Linked DNA regions of Homo sapiens: region 2 is linked to region 1. Evidence: chromatin contacts called from ENCODE Hi-C or POLR2A ChIA-PET data. All regions are on one chromosome and are shown on one strand. The core of a region is the stretch at or near the end of the contact, and the rest is flanking DNA. Distances in the headings are between cores, read along the strand shown.

The links. A loop is a pair of places that touch in the nucleus more often than their neighbours do. ChIA-PET counts read pairs that join two places held with the same protein, here RNA polymerase II (POLR2A). Pooled maps may share reads with other maps.
Region 2: a loop to region 1 is called in a pooled map, with 10 times the contacts of the local background. The contact joins two enhancer-like sites. A Hi-C loop is called at or near these places in 22 of 37 single-sample maps with no recorded cell type and 14 of 50 pooled maps. POLR2A ChIA-PET finds 5 or more read pairs at or near these places in 9 of 52 experiments (CD4-positive, alpha-beta memory T cell, H1, OCI-LY7 and 6 more).

Annotation. Positions count from the first base shown.
Region 1 is chrX:39,869,023-39,871,914 of GRCh38, forward strand. No RefSeq gene overlaps it. Among named protein-coding and RNA genes, the nearest start is that of MIR1587, 33 kb to the left of the region's middle. Within about 2 kb of position 1,354, at least 2 of the 41 ENCODE cell types and tissues checked have a DNase peak (open chromatin) inside an H3K27ac peak, as active enhancers do.
Region 2 is chrX:40,168,259-40,171,340 of GRCh38, forward strand. It overlaps a transcript of BCOR not described here. Among named protein-coding and RNA genes, the nearest start is that of BCOR, 72 kb to the left of the region's middle. RefSeq lists enhancers at 863-1,553, 1,554-2,244, 1,827-2,026. Within about 2 kb of position 1,398, at least 16 of the 41 ENCODE cell types and tissues checked have a DNase peak (open chromatin) inside an H3K27ac peak, as active enhancers do.

The DNA of each region.
Region 1 (2,892 bases), core at 104-2,603:
GGCTGGAGTATAATGACACATTCACACCTCATGGCAGCCTTGACCTCCTGGGCTCAAGTGATCCTCCTGCCTCAGCCTCCTTTCTGAGTAAGATCTTTAAGAATAAGCCACCCCCATCCTAACACACACACACGCACACACACACACACACACACACACAAGTGGCCAGTATCTATTTCCTCCCTCTCCCAGCCAGGCAGTTTAGGGAGTTGGAGTTGGCTGCACATCCAGCTCTAGGGATCAACCAGATTGGCTTAATTCAAAAGGGAAGATACACATGACCAAATTGGTCCAATCAGAGTGAATATCAGGATTCTTGATGGGAATGCTGGAACACAGGGTCTCTCTTCTGGGCTGGGTTTGGTTGTACAGCATGTGAGTTCTAGAGTAGAGCAGCTACAATTGGGTGGGCAGGTGGCAGGAATGGGGGCTGGAAGTTCCAGGAATCTGGATGGGGTTGGGGGGTGGGGGCAGGGAACCACTACTGTGTGTAACCATGAAACCCATCCAGAGGAAACAGAGCAGATAATGGGTGCTGGTGGCATCATTTAAGCCCTAGATGAAGCCATACCTGAAGTAGGTTACCTCTGGACCATTCAGTAACATAAACCAATCAATTTCCCCTTTTGCTAATATTGAATTGGGTTGGGTTCACAATGGAAAAATCACTAAATGATATAATTTCTTTGGGATCCTCCAAAGAGCCTAACCCCAGGATAGTGTGGACACTCAATAAATACAAGTATGCACCACATAATGACGTACCAGTCAACAACATATTGTATATACGACAGTGGTCCCGTAATATTATAATACTGTATTTTTACTGTAACTTTTCTATGTGTAGAGATGTTTAGATACACAAATACCACTGTATAACAATTACCTGCAGTATTCAGTACAGTACATGCTGTACAGGTTTGTAGCCTAGGAACAACAGGCTATACCATGTAGCCTAAGTGTGTAGTAAGCTATACCACATAGGCTCGTAGAAATATATGCTATGATGTTCATACAATGACGAAATCCCCTAACCAAACATTTTTCAGAACATATCCCCTTCATTAAGTGACACATGACTGTACTAGAGCATTACAAAGCCTCAATCTATGAAGGCTTTGTAGATAAGAAAACTGTGACCAGGGGTAAAGGGATTTACCAAGTCTCAGGAGCCAGTTAGTGGCAGAGCCTGGATGACAGCCTAGATCTCCAATCTAGTGCCATTCCCACTGCACTGGAAGGGATGAGGGCCACTGTTCCTCCTCCCTTGATCCGCCAACCTAGTCCCTGCAGGAGAGGGAGGAGCTGAGAAAGCCAGTGTGAAGCCACAGCACCCTCAACCCCCCAGATAGGAAGACTTGGTTGCAAGCCAGGAGGCCAGAGGAGAGGCGAGGCAGGAAATTGAGTGGCTCCACGTCAACCACACGTTCTGAGTCACCTGGGGGCTGTCAGTAAGAAGATAGTGCAAAGATGGTGAGCAGCTGCCAACCCAGGCAGCAGGCATGTCGGTGTCCTCAGGACCCCAGAGGGCCCCATTGCAGGCTCTAGGGAGACCTCTACCCTCAAGAAGGCTATCTCCGAAGGGGCGCGGTGGCTCATGCCTGTAATCCCAGCACTTTGGGAGGCCAAGGTGGGCGGATCACGAGGTCAGGAGATCGAGACTATCCTGGCTAACATGGTGATACCCCGTCCCTACTAAAAATACAAAAAATTAGCCGGGCATGGTGGCGGGCGCCTGTAGTCCCAGCTAGTCGGGAGGCTGAGGCAGGAGAATGGTGTGAACCTGGGAGGCGGAGCTTGCAGTGAGCTGAGATCGTGCCACTGCACTCCAGCCTGGGCAACAGAGCGAGAATGAAACTCCGTCTCAAAAAAAAAAAAAAAAAAAAAAAAGAAGGCTGTCTCCAAGTGGGGTGGTGGGCTTAGCAGGCTCCAGAAGGGGCAGAAATGTGTGTCGGGGCAGAGTCACGTGTCTGGCAGCTGGGCTGTGAAGACTGGCAGGGGTGGGGAGTGGATTGTGCAGAATAGAATATCTGGGATACCTTGGGCATCTCTCTCCAACATGGCAGCTTCAGGGTAGCCAAATTCTTAAATGGCAGCTCAGTGCTTCAAAGACATGTGGGAGGGAGGGAGAGAGGGAGAGAGGGAGAGAGGGCGAGGGGGAGAAGGAGTGAGAGAGAGAGAGAGGTGAAAGCCATATCACCTTTTCCAACCTGGCCTCACAGCATCACCTCTGGTTCATTCAATTCATTGGAAATGTCTGGTCCATATTCAGAGGAGAATTAGGCTCCACCTGGTTGGGAGGACTGTCAAAGAAAGTCTAGATATGGTATTTTATTTGTTGTTGTTTGAGACAGGATCCTGCTCTGTCATCCAGGCCGGAATGCAGTGGTGTGACCATGGTTCACTGTATCCTCGACCTCCTGGGCTCAAAAGATCCTCCTACCTCAGCCTCCCTAGTAGCTTGGACCACAGGCATGTGCCATCGCACCTGGCTTATTTTTTTTTAGAGATGGAGTCTCTCGCTAATGTTGCCCAGGCTGGTCTTGAACCCCTGGGCTCAAAGGATCCTCCCACCTTGGCCTCCCAAACTGCTGGGATTACAGGTATGAGCCACTGCACGTAGCTGAGACATGGTTTTCAACCATGTTAGAAGCCATACCTGGCAGACAACAAGGAGCCGGTGTCCCTAACCCTGTACAATGCCAGCGCTTCCTGGCACTGCCTAAATCTGGACCTTCTGAACACGAGGGATAAAGTGAATGCTATCTTGGACATACCAATGTCATGTGGGGTTTTTTGGTTACTCTCAGCCAAAGCTAATCCTAGCTGATACTGAGCACATGAACTGCCACGTCCTATTCCCGGCACGGAGCAAGCTCTCAAGCCAAAACT
Region 2 (3,082 bases), core at 148-2,647, 300 kb after region 1:
GGGGGCCTTCCGCGGAGCGCCGGACAGCTCCTGGGAGGCAGAACTCAGGACCCTACACGCGCGGAGAGGACGCGGGGACAGCCGGGCTTTGTTTTGTCTCTTGCCTCTGCCGGGAGGGCGGAGAAGCCTCGGCCGAGCTGGGGCCCACTGGCGAATTGGCGGCGGCAAACACCCCCCTCCTAGCCTAAGTGGAACCTGAAACTCCGGACTTGGTCCGGGTGGGGCACAAAGCTACGTGGAGGGTCTCCCAGTCCACAAGTGGCTCTCCCCACACAGACAAATGTGCAGTGTCATTATGGTGGCTCCTGTTGCTCGAGGCCTCGGGGGTGCTCCGGCGGTGCGCGCACACCTCACCTCCACAAGGCACGGAGGGCGAGAGGGGGGCCAAGGGGCTGGGGCTCCCCGGGGGGCTGCCTGGAGGAGACGCCACATCGGGCCTTCCCGCACCCCCGGCTGCCTTCCTGGACCGCGAGCACGGAGCCAGGGCGGCCTCTCGCCTTTCATTACGGGGCCTACGAAAGCAGCAGCCCAGGCAAATATGTAGCTATTAAAATTAATCGCCCCGCGTTGTCAGCTGAACATAATGCAAATTATTTATGGGCTGTCTGCGCAATATTTATCATCGTGCAGGCTCCAGGCGCTTCGTGCCTCCTGGCCTCCCCCGCCCGCCCGCCCTGGCCGGCGCAGGGCGAAGCTGCGCGCAGGCTGCAGCGGCCTGGGGGCTCTGGGAACCCGAGTGGGGTTCCAAGGGCGAGGCCGTGCGTCAGGCCGTCTTCCAGGCCGAGGGCCTCACTTTAGTTTCTGCCATTCAGTACACATTTATCGGAGGCCTATTACGTGCAAAATTAGGAGGTCCGCGAAATCGGGGTGAAAACCAATTTGGAGAAATCTAAACCAAACAGATGAGCTCGGGCTCGAGGGGCGATGCAGACAGAGGCTCCTCAGCTGCACAAGAGAATTTTCTCTGGCTCAAGTCGGTCCTTCAACCTGGGAAACCCATGTTTGCTAAAGCTGGATTCGCTCTAGGAGAAACAGGGAGCATCTGATGTGCTCAACAGATTCGAGTACAACGCTATCGACTGGAACAGGAATTCGGTGTCCTTCGAGCCTCAAAACTTGTTTGCTGATCGCAGATAACAGATTAACTGTTAATTGTCGAAATCGGCCAACCATTTAGTTTATCACTGTTGGGGGCCCCTTGGTATTCGCTGCACTTTTTATATGTAAAAACAGTCTTGGTACCTCCTAAACGGCTTTTGTGTGGCTTTTGTTTCTCTTTCAAATACGGTGTTTTAAAAAACAGCAGCAACACGCCACCCCACCCCCTCTTCAACCAAGCCTTCTGGTTTAAAAAAAAACAAAAACAAAAACCAGGAGGAGAAATAATCTATAGGACAATCCCCCCCCTACTGGTCGGAGCTGGCGTTGGGGCTTTTTACGCAGATCGAGTCGCCCAGGGCTGCGGAGGTAAACAGGCTTTCTGCACCGCTGCTAAATGAATCACGAGGGGGAAGAACCGAGACTGCTGGGCGAGGGAGGCCTCGGGATCTGGGCCGGGAGCCAGGGCGGGGACGGCGCTGCACGGGGGGCAATGAGGTGGAGACGGGACCAGGGTTAACCCTGGTCCAAGGCCCCAAGGCCAGGGAAGGGAGAGTAAGGCCGGTGGGCGGTCCAGCCGGAGGCCCCTACTCGCTATCTGCGAGGCAGGGTGAACGCGCAGCCTGGGCCTCCATCCCCAGCGCGCCTGGGCACCACCTGGGGCCGGTCACGCTGCCTGAGCCCATCTGCGAGGAAGGAGGTCACGAGGCACCCCCTCCCACAGAGTTTTAACAACTCCAGGCCTTCAAGACGCAGTAGCAGGCCTGGGTCTTCTGATGTTCATTTAAAGCAAAATGATCGCCTTTCTTCACTGTCCCCACCCCAGACGCCAACAACACCTTGCACCTAGCAGACCAAGCCTGAGTCAAGACGTCCTTCGGTCCTGGGGCTGGGGGAATGGCTACCAACGGGCATCTCTTCTGCAGACTAACAGAAGGGGATATAGCCAGGAAGCTACTATAAATTTATATTCTTCTTCCGGTTTTGTTTTGGTTTTGGTTTTTTTTTTTTTGAGACGGAGTTTCGCTCTTTTGCCCAGGCTGGAGTGAAGTGGCACGATCTCGGCTCACTGCAACCTCTGCCTACCGGGTTCAAGCAATTCTGCCTCAGCCTCCCCAGTAGCTGGGATTACAGGCGCCCGCCACCTTGCCCGGCTAATTTTTTGTATTTTTACTAGAGACGGGGTTTCGCCATGTTGGCCAGGCTGGTCTCGAACTCCTGACCTCACGTGATCCACCCATCTCGCCTCCCAAAGTGCTAGGATTACAAGCGTGAGCCACCGCGCCCAGCCTTCTTAAAATGTGATTTGACCCAATTTAAAGCCTCCCTTTCTTCCCCATTAACCTCCAGTTTTTGACAGATTTTCTTAGAACATTCCAAAGATTCTCTCATTACTTCAGAAACTTATCTCGAAATGATGTAAAAGGAGGTTCAAAATATTAGGTTGCTTTTGGGTTCCCTTTATCTCGAACATTGTTGCGTAGATTTGAGAAAGGGCTGATTTCTACTTTGTTTTCTAATCAGCAAGTCACTGGTTTTTCTACCTAAGAGAGACTGAACATTAACCACAGTGAAGCAGAAGGGTTGAGCCGCATTTACAAAGTGCCTTCACATTTTGGTCCTCAGAAACCCATCCGAGGGGGACAGAGTAGGTGTTACTGTTCTGATTTTACACATGAAGAGACTGGCCACTCGCCCCCACAAATTTCTGGAAGCTAGTCTTCCTCACTGAACTGGAGCCAGAAGCCATGTGAAGCCAGCCTGCTCCTGCCTACACCCTCCTTCCTCCAGGTCAATGTCATTTAGAATATATTGCATCCTTTTCTTGGATCTGTCTGCTAGGACCCGGGCCACCCTCCTGCTGGAGGCAACCCCGACAGCCCATATTTTAAGCAGCTCTTTTCACAGCCTGCAAACCTCACGGATTGTCTCTTACAACTGTCTGTTTACTCACTTCCCTCCACCCAGTCAATTCCGACTCCAG